2 separate regions of the Homo sapiens genome follow, and region 1 is linked to region 2. The links are chromatin loops, found by intact Hi-C in ENCODE. Cell type or tissue: mesothelial cell of epicardium. All regions are shown on one strand. Links, peaks and the distances in the headings refer to the core of each region. The heading gives the core; the rest is flanking DNA.

Region 1 (4,380 bases), core at 110-4,109, 63 kb before region 2:
CAGCTTGGGCAACAAGAGTGAAACTTCATCCAAAAAAAAGAGAGAGAGAGAAGCAAAAACTCTGCTCAGCTGCCCCCTACCAACATAAATGCCTTCTTACAGTGCTGAACCAGGGTCTGGGAGGAGAGCAAAAGCAGAGAGAGGCCCTGCAATTCCCTACCCACGATGTAAGCTCACTTTAGAAACCTGGGAGCACACTCCTTCTCCCCGTCTTCTCTAGCAAAAGAGTCGGATGGCTGGGTGTGCATGTGTGTGTGTCGGTGTGCATGTATGTGTGTCGGGGGGGGTGTGTGTGCATGCAAGAATTAGGTGGTAAACAGACATAATTGTATCCAAGTGCTGGGTTTTTGTTTACCCAATATGGTGCAACCTCGCCAAGTCTCCTGGGCCCTCCTCAGCCTCTCTCCAAGCTCCTTCAGGCTGAATCCCATCCCACTAAAATAGTGTGTACTCAGCAAAACTTCTCCAAGCTCTTCCCAAGCAGGGAGCACTCAGATCCCTCTCTGGTTCTGCCAGCCCCCTGCATCTGGACCAAAATGCCGCTGAGAGACTCAGGCCCTGTCTCCTTCCTCTGCCCCCAGCCATACCCAGCCCTCACTCAGTTCAGAGCAAGCCCACCAAGGAGCGCTCACCCACCGACTTCCCCCATCAGCCTCAGCCAACATGGCAGGCTGCACCCGAGTGCCCAGGGCCTGGGAAGCCAGGCAGTGGCAGCCTCTGGTCTTCCTCGGGGTCCTCCTTGCCTGCCTTTACTGACCCCAGCCCTCCTCCCACTGCCCCTCCAGAAGGAGAGCCGGGAAGAGAGCTTGGTGACCAGGGCACGCCTGGTTTACATTAATGAGATACACCGAGTGTAATCCAGCCATGGAGGCAGCCTACAAAAGGAGGCGATCGCGGGCGGCCAGGAGCAGAGCTGCTCAGGTAATTGGTTTATCTATCTGGAAGCAGGGGGAGCAATCTCAGCACAGACTAGCAGTAAAGTCTCTTCCTTAAGGCTATTTCCTTTGTCTTTTCAATTGCTTGCACATCCATGTGAGAGAGGGAGAGAGTGTTAAAGAGAGAGGGAGAGGGAGAAATGTTAATTTGTGAATTAATGGCTTTTCTCAGCGGAATTGTAAATTCAAATGTCACCTCACACGGTGACACCACGGCTGGTCTGCTGAAGAAGCAATGATAAGATCCCCCACCTCCCTCGGTGCCCCTCCCTCCCCAAAGATAGCTGTGGAGTGGAACATGCTACTTTTAATTTGCAATAACAACACAACAGAGGTATGCAGTAATGACTGCCTTCTTCCACCCTCCTGGCTTCCTTCCCCCATAGTCCAGTGGCTCCCCCATTTCCTCGCTCCTCACACCTTTCTCAAACAACACCTCACTTTGCCCTGGGTGCCCCCCACCCAACCCCAGCCAGTGCCCGATCACATGAGGGGGTGCCTTTGGAATTGACGATGCTGCAACCCTCTCTTCTCCTTCAATAATCAGGGAATTAATGACCCTGAAGTTAAAGTGAGGCTGATACCGAGGCCCTGCCCAGCGTTGGGAAAAAGCCTTCATTGTTTTCAAGCAGGAGGCGGGCAGCAGTGAGGAAGATTCATGGATGGAGATTGAATATGCAATTTTCTTTCACCTTGCCAAGAGCTGCCCCTGGGCTGTGCCTGGCCTAAATTTTTCCTTTTACCATCTCTGCCTTATCCGGCCCTCCCACCTCCCTTCCATTCTTTCCAGAAAATTACCTTCAAAATTGATTTCCACTTTTACAAACAAATATAATGGGAACACAGGAAAAAACTTGGGCTGTGATGAATTAGGGCTGTCAGGTGCTTCCAGGTCTCCTTTGCTTTTGTTTTACTACCCGATCTGCTCTTTGTTTTTCCAAGGGCTAGAAAAAGTGACCCCCCATCCACTGAGTGCCTGACCCTCCAGGCCACCGGGGCCTCAGCTCCCAAACCCCATCAGTGGCCCATGGCGGAAGTAATCCAGGCCCTGAGACTCTGTTAGCCTCCAGGTCTCCCAGTGGAAGCCTGAGCCAACTCCTCCTTTTCCATGCTCTGGCCCTTAGGAACCCACTCTCTGAATGTTCTCTAACCGCCACCCCCAAGCTATTTCCCTTGACCCCCACGCCATGTTCCCTCTGGCCCTCATACCTCTTAAAGTCCAGACCAGATGCAAACCTCCACCTCCTCTAATGTGGGCAGGATCAGTGTATACCTCAACTAGAGCAAATAAGAGACAGACAAACACTGAGAGATCCCGAAAGACAGGCAGGCAGAAGATTGGGGGCAGGATCCCAAGATCGGGAGACCAGACTCCCCTTCTAAGGGCTACAAGGGTTCTGAGCTGCAATTCCCTCACAGCCTGGCTGTAAGGGCCTTAGTCTCCCTAGTCTTGGGCCCTAGGCCACCCCTGGAGGCAGGCTCAGGACAGCCCCTCCCTTTATCAGCAGAAGGTAGGGTGATGCCTGTGCCCAGGACCATGGGCGCTCAACACACTGAGGCCTGGCTTAGAGCTCTCCCCGCTCACACAGTCACACCCGGCACTCTCTCCAAGCACGCACACTACCCAGGTAACTGCACACCTTCCCAGTGCATGACATTCCCATCCCCTTATACCCAAAGACCTCAGAGCGGTAGAACACATGCATACTCACACTTGCATAAACTGTGTAAAAAATTACATTTGGGTTTATAAAACAAACATACATTTTCCAAGGTAAAGAAATAAACTTGCATGTGGGAGCAGTAATGTCCACAGATGAATAGAGGGAGAGATGCCCACATGTTAGAAAAAGAAGAGGATCTTATGTTTATTTATTTATACACACCTAAAATGCCTGTGGAGGCTGAAAGATGACATGTGGCCCAAGTGGGTAACCACAGAGTAAATGAACAGATAGAAATGGACAAACGTTCTCCCAATCCCGGGTGTGAGGACGACAGCTTTCCTCCACTGCGCTGGTCCCATCCGGGTTAGCTAATCCCAGCATCCACTAAAGGCTGCCCTAGTTACAAGGAGCTGCACCAAGGTTAGGGCGCCTATGCCCAAATAAATTTCTTTCTAACACAACTTCATTTCCTCATGAAACATAAACCTGCCAATTAGGCTTTCTTTCCCAGATACACAAGGATGCGTCTCCAAGATGAAGTCAGCTCAACACTAAATTCACGACCTCATGGAATCCTCTCCACAGCCCCCAGGAAGGAAGTGCCATTACCATCTTCATTTTACAGAGGAGAAGATTGAGCTGATGAAGGTTAGGTGACTTGCCCAACTAGTGAGGGGCACCAGGATTCAGACCCTGCTGTGCTCACTCCAGAGGCCACATTCATTCCCACTGAGCCCCACTGCCCATCCATGCCCTGCTCTAGGGATGGCATGCTCACTCCTACCCTGTGCCTTCCTTCCTGGTGGGAGTCTTTGCAACCTTCTGCTGCCTCAAGCCAGGCTCGTAGACAAGGGCAGGTGCTTCTCATTTCCACGGCTTAATCCCCTCATTTGCTCCAAGTCTAACCTGAGCAACACTCTTGGGGACCTCTAGGATGGTAGCTAACTAAGGAAATAAACTGCTTCTTCCATTTATGGCTTCATCCAAAGCAGAAGGGAGCTATTAAAGGCAGTGACAGGACTCGGCCATCTGCAGCCATGCAACCTGCCCTGCCTGCAAACGCACAACTGCACCAGCTTGGCACCACTCAATGGCACAATTCATTGTACACCTAATGAATGGAATGCAAAATCATGGCCCCCTGCAATCTCACACCTCAAAGGATGATCCCAACACACCTCCCTCACACAGACCAGCAGATTCTCACCATATGACTTCATTTGGATTCTTGGACAAGTTGTGTAACTGCCCTGCGCTTCAATACCATCACCGATGAACAGCAATGTTTTGGGCCCCAGCCGAAAGCAACTGGGTAAAGGCGAAGGACTTCCAGTTTTCAGCCTGATTGTAGATAGGGAAATACAAGAATCTCTCTCCTCCAGCCACATAAACCAGCTCACACAGTGTTCAGGGAATTGGCATCCCTTCAAAGGGCCCAGGGAATCCAGCACTAACATGCCCACCCATAATTACAGCTAAGAAGTGAGGATTTTTGAATGATATGAATGGGGATTCTACCTTCTCGGACTGATGGACAGCCTGTCTTCTGGGTGCTTCAGAACATAACTTCCTCATCTATCTGGACTGTCTACCTGTCTCATTCTGGGAGCTCCTGGGCTCTTGGGATGAGGGTCAAAGCCTCTTGACCAGCACATTTCTCAAGGGAAAGTCAGGGGGTGTTTTCCATACTCTCAAAGGCCAAGGCATGGGAAGGGGTCTCAAACAGGCTCACAGTCACTGCCAGTTTTTCCCCAGAGTCACAGCTGATCAGTCCTTTC
Region 2 (4,380 bases), core at 232-4,231:
ATTAGATACTCCTAGTCCCCAGAGAGAAGTCAGAGGGCAAGAAACCATTTTGTCTGGCTGAGAGGACTCTTTAAGGACATCAGTTGGTGAAACACAGGAGCCCCCCACCCCCTGCCTTCCAGATCCTCATGCCAGTCCTCTTTCACTCCCTCCATACTCTGCTATTTTCTCTGCCCAGGGCCTCTAAATCAGATAACTCAGATCTGACTGCTGCAGGCAGACTAGCCAAGACTGTGAGGCTGCAGGGCCTCCCAGCCCTCACTCAGCCCTTCAGGAAGCTCTAGGGCCCCCACCCCAAGAAGTGTTTTTTGTGTTGAGAGATTGATTTTTCCCAGTCAGGCCTTGCCCCTCTCCAAGATGCCCTCAGGCCCTCCCAGCTTCCAGGCCTGCAGCGTCACTATGGGTGTCTCCTCTCCATGCCCTGTCCCAGCTGGGCTTAGCCTCTGATCAGGCCTAAGTGGGCCCTGATCCTCAACACCAGCCACAGCAAGAATTCCCTAGACAGATCCTGATGGGCCACATGCAGGCCTGACCTGGGTTGTCCCATACAGATCCTCCATGAGACTGGCCAAGGTCCCTGGGAACTGCAGAGCACAGAGGACCCTGCCCATGAGCCCATCCTGTCTACAAGCTCCTGTGTCCACACAACAGGCACTGTGGCCAGCCTCAGAAGTGACCTCACTGTGGCCAGAGCTGCCCCCATCCCATATCCTAGAACTGCCCTGTAGTTCTTCCTTCTTATTTTTTTTTATTTTTATTTTTTTGAGATAGAGTCTCGCTTTGTTGCCTAGAGTGCAGTGACACAATCTCAGCTCACTGCAACCTCCACATCCCTGGTTCAAGTGATTCTCCTGCCTCAGCCCCTGGAGTAGCTGGGATTACAGGCCTGCACCACCACACCTGGCTAATTTTTGTATTTTTAGTAGAGATGGGGTTTCACCATGTTGACCAGGCTGGTCTCCAACTCCTGACCTCAGGTGATCTGCCCACCTCAGCCTTCCAAAGTACTGGGAGTACAGGTGTGAACCACTGCACCTGGCCAGTTCTTCCCTTCTCTAGGCCTGCAATGGTCTTTCTTTTCTCTCCTTGGGCAGGAGTTGTCTTTGCCAGAAGATAGAAGTTGAAGTTCTGAAATGATTCAGTTCTGTGGAGACCAGAATTAGTAGGAATGAAAATATGTGTGTTGGGGGAGGAGAGTCCAGGGCTTGTTTTTGAAGGGTCTCATTTTTTACTGGAATGTAAGCATTTCCTCACCAAGTAAGACTGAATGGCCTCTTGAGATGACCTTTGAATTCTTTAAAAGAGTCACCGTAGCTCAGCAGATACTACTCTCAAAGTGCTAGTATCATGGAGCCAAACCATTGACGCACTCCTTTTGGAGGTCTGCCTTCCTAGCTTGCAGTCCAAGCTTTTGAAAACCCTCCCTCTAAGACGGACAGGGTGTCAGGCCATAGGCCAAGGCATTCAGAGCAGACACTGGGGGTGGAGGTGACTGGATGCATGTAAATCAGAGAGAAGCGCTTTCTGTCTTGCCGCCCCTCCCTGGCTCTTCCTGTCAAGGAAAAGTGTTGTGTGTATGGGGGAGGGGGAGGGGTGGGGAACAGGGTACCCTTGAAGTACATTTATACCTTCCCAAGGACAAGTTGCTTCTCTAAGTCTTAGTTTCCTCATCTGAGAAGTGGGAAGCCTCATCCCTTCTGCATGGAGAAAGTAAAGCCTCAGAGCTCCCAGCACAGTTCCTGGCACACAGTAAGGGCCTCATAAGCGTCATTGTCATGATCATGCCTTTCAAGCAGCCCGCACTTGCGCCAGTCCCAGGCTCGGGGTTCACGGCAATCCTCGACACCTGTGGGAGTTGGGAGCTGGGGGTGGGGGTGGGGTGCGCTTTCTCTAGCAGAGCTGTTCCTCACCGGCCTACAGCTGCGGGCCTGGGGCTGGGGACCTGCTCGCCTACCCCGGCGCGGAGCCTGATGCTCGGCTGCGCAGGCGAGCCGGCCAGGGAGGGACGTTGGACGGCCGGGTCGGAGACTGGCAGGGGTGAGGAGAGCCGGATGGGCGCAGAGGGACCATGCCGCCCGCAGCCCAAGTGGGAAGCGAGCCTGGTCGCCGCCGCCGCGGAGCCCGCCGGGCTTGGAGCCGCCCCGGGGCCCCGCGCGTCCTCCGCACTCCGAGCGCCGCTAGCCCGCGGCCCGCCAAGCCCCGCCCGCCGAGCTCGGGCGCTCGATTAATAATCATAAACCCCCCGCTCACCCTCCTCTTAAAATTAATAACTCTGTAATTAGAGTCATTTCAGAAGCCTCCTGAGCCGCCGAGGCCGGCCGGGCCGGCGTCCGCCCCGCGCAGTGGGCAGGAGGGAGGAGGAGGCCGGGCGCGGCGGCCGCGGCATCTGCAGGTACAGAATGAGAATTAAAATCGCTCTCAACAATCCAATACACTTTTTATCAGCCATCTATCTGAAAGCCGGGCCCATTCATCATCCAAGGCATTCTCCCTGAAAACAAGACCCATTCAGATTTTATACAAATTATCATATTTATCATCGTCTCCAACTCCGGAGTAACATCTCCGCAAAGTGTCTGCGGTCTCCCCGGGGAGCCGCGCAGCTCGGAGCGCCCGAGCGCCCGCCCGGCAATTCCCCCATCGAGCCCCCTCCCCTCGTCCCTTCCTCCCCGCCCCGCCCCCCACCTCGCGGGCCTCCTCTCTGGCCTTTGATCCACCGGCTCTGCTTCCCCCTCCGCTCTTCCCCACTCCCCCCTCCAACTTCCCATCAATCTCTCTCCTGCACTCTTTTCTCTCTCTCTCTCCCTCTCATCTCTCCCTCGCCTTTGATCTACTCTTGCTTCTTCCCCCTTCCCCCTCAGTTTTCTCTCTCTCTCCAGGTTTGGGTCTCCCTTCCTTCCCTATCTTTGTCTCCAGCTCTGCTTGTTTCTCTGGGTCTTTGCTGTCTTCCCACGGCCTCATCTTCTATTTCCCTGGCAGAACCAAAAAACCAGAGGCGCTATTTGGGACAGAGCAGCTTGAGCCTCCCCTCATGGACTGGGGAGGTGTTCCAAAGTGGGGTTCCCCAGGATCATTGGAGGGGTCACTTTGGGCCCAGTCCAAGAGTCTGAGGAAATTAAGTGGGGCCACAGGAGAGATGTGTACGTGCCCATCGCACACTACAGCTCACTGCCCTCAACACACCACACAGGCTCCCCATATACACAGTCACCTCACACCACACTCGCACCACACACACAACCCCTAATACACATGCAGCCCCCAACACACACAGCCCTTGATACAGGTTACCCCACAGCTCCCTAATCATACTCATGCAGCCCTCCTCATAGACACACAGCCCCCCTCAACACGGCACACAACCCACAATATGTACACAGTTCCCTACCACACACATAGCCCCCCAATATGTACAGACACACATAGGTGCAGGAAGATACATACATTCCCAACACACAGGTGTGCACATCTACAAACCGACCTCTCCTGTCCTCATATCTGGATTATCCACCCCATTCCCCTCAATCTCCATTTACTTCTCCTGCATTTCTCTTTCTCTTTCAGCACACACATACCCTTCAGATGAGAACATGCCAGGCACCACAGCTCCTGGAACAACTTGTGGCTTGAGTTTCCCTGGAACCAGCAAGATCTCAGCTGTCCCATCCAGCTCCTGGAAGAGCCCTCCTTGCTCTGCCCTGACCTTCAGAGGTCAATGAGGCTTCCCTAGGACAGGCCTGCAGACACTAGGACATTTCAGAAGGGGCTTTTATTCAGACTCTAAGGAGGGAATACCTCACAAAAAGGGATAACAGGGATGTTCAGAACACAGGTTCCTGACTCCAACAACCATCCATAAGTGACTGCTTCCTTTCTAGGCCTCAGTCCTGGGGGTGACCCTGCTGGCTTCCCTGGGAGCATCCAGTCTCCAATATTTTTTATTTTTATTTTTTTGAGCCGGGCCTCGCTCTGTCACCCAGGCTGGAGTGCAATGGTGCGATCTCAGCTCACTGCAACCTCCGCCTCCCGGATTCAAGTGATTCTTCTGCCTCGGCCTTCTGAGTAGCTGGGACTACAGGCACGTGCCATCACACATCACACCTGGCTAATTTTTAGTAGAGGGGTTTCATCATATTGGCCAGGCTGGTCTCAAACTCCTGACCTCGTGATTCACCCACCTCGGCCTCCCAAAGTGCTGGGATTACAGGCGTGAGCCACCGCACCCGGCCAGTCTCCAACGTTATACTGAAGTCCCCTTCGACTTCATCCCCCCACTTTCCCCAAAAAGGCTGCCTCAGTGGGCTACTGTGGAGGAGCCTATATTTGTGTCTCCTGCCGGTATTGGTTGGTTCATTCATTCATTCATCAGTTATTAATTCA

Evidence for each region. A loop is a pair of places that touch in the nucleus more often than their neighbours do. Peaks named below come from ENCODE experiments on the same cell type or tissue, not always from the same donor. Only the 100,000 strongest peaks of a DNase experiment are listed, where the experiment ranks them.
Region 1: it touches region 2 in a loop (9-fold over the local background); 1 of 110 quality-filtered maps calls a loop at or near these places.

What each region holds. Positions count from the first base shown.
Region 1 is chr10:100,784,776-100,789,155 of GRCh38, reverse strand. All of the region lies in intron 5 of PAX2 (paired box 2), which reads right to left. Among named protein-coding and RNA genes, the nearest start is that of PAX2, 41 kb to the right of the region's middle. RefSeq lists enhancers at 149-1,052, 818-2,323. In mesothelial cell of epicardium, for the core only: no CTCF peak of the experiment used is centred there; no DNase peak of the experiment used is centred there.
Region 2 is chr10:100,722,287-100,726,666 of GRCh38, reverse strand. No RefSeq gene overlaps it. Among named protein-coding and RNA genes, the nearest start is that of PAX2, 21 kb to the left of the region's middle. In mesothelial cell of epicardium, for the core only: no CTCF peak of the experiment used is centred there; DNase peaks (open chromatin) are centred at 1,484, 2,176, 2,316 and 2,616.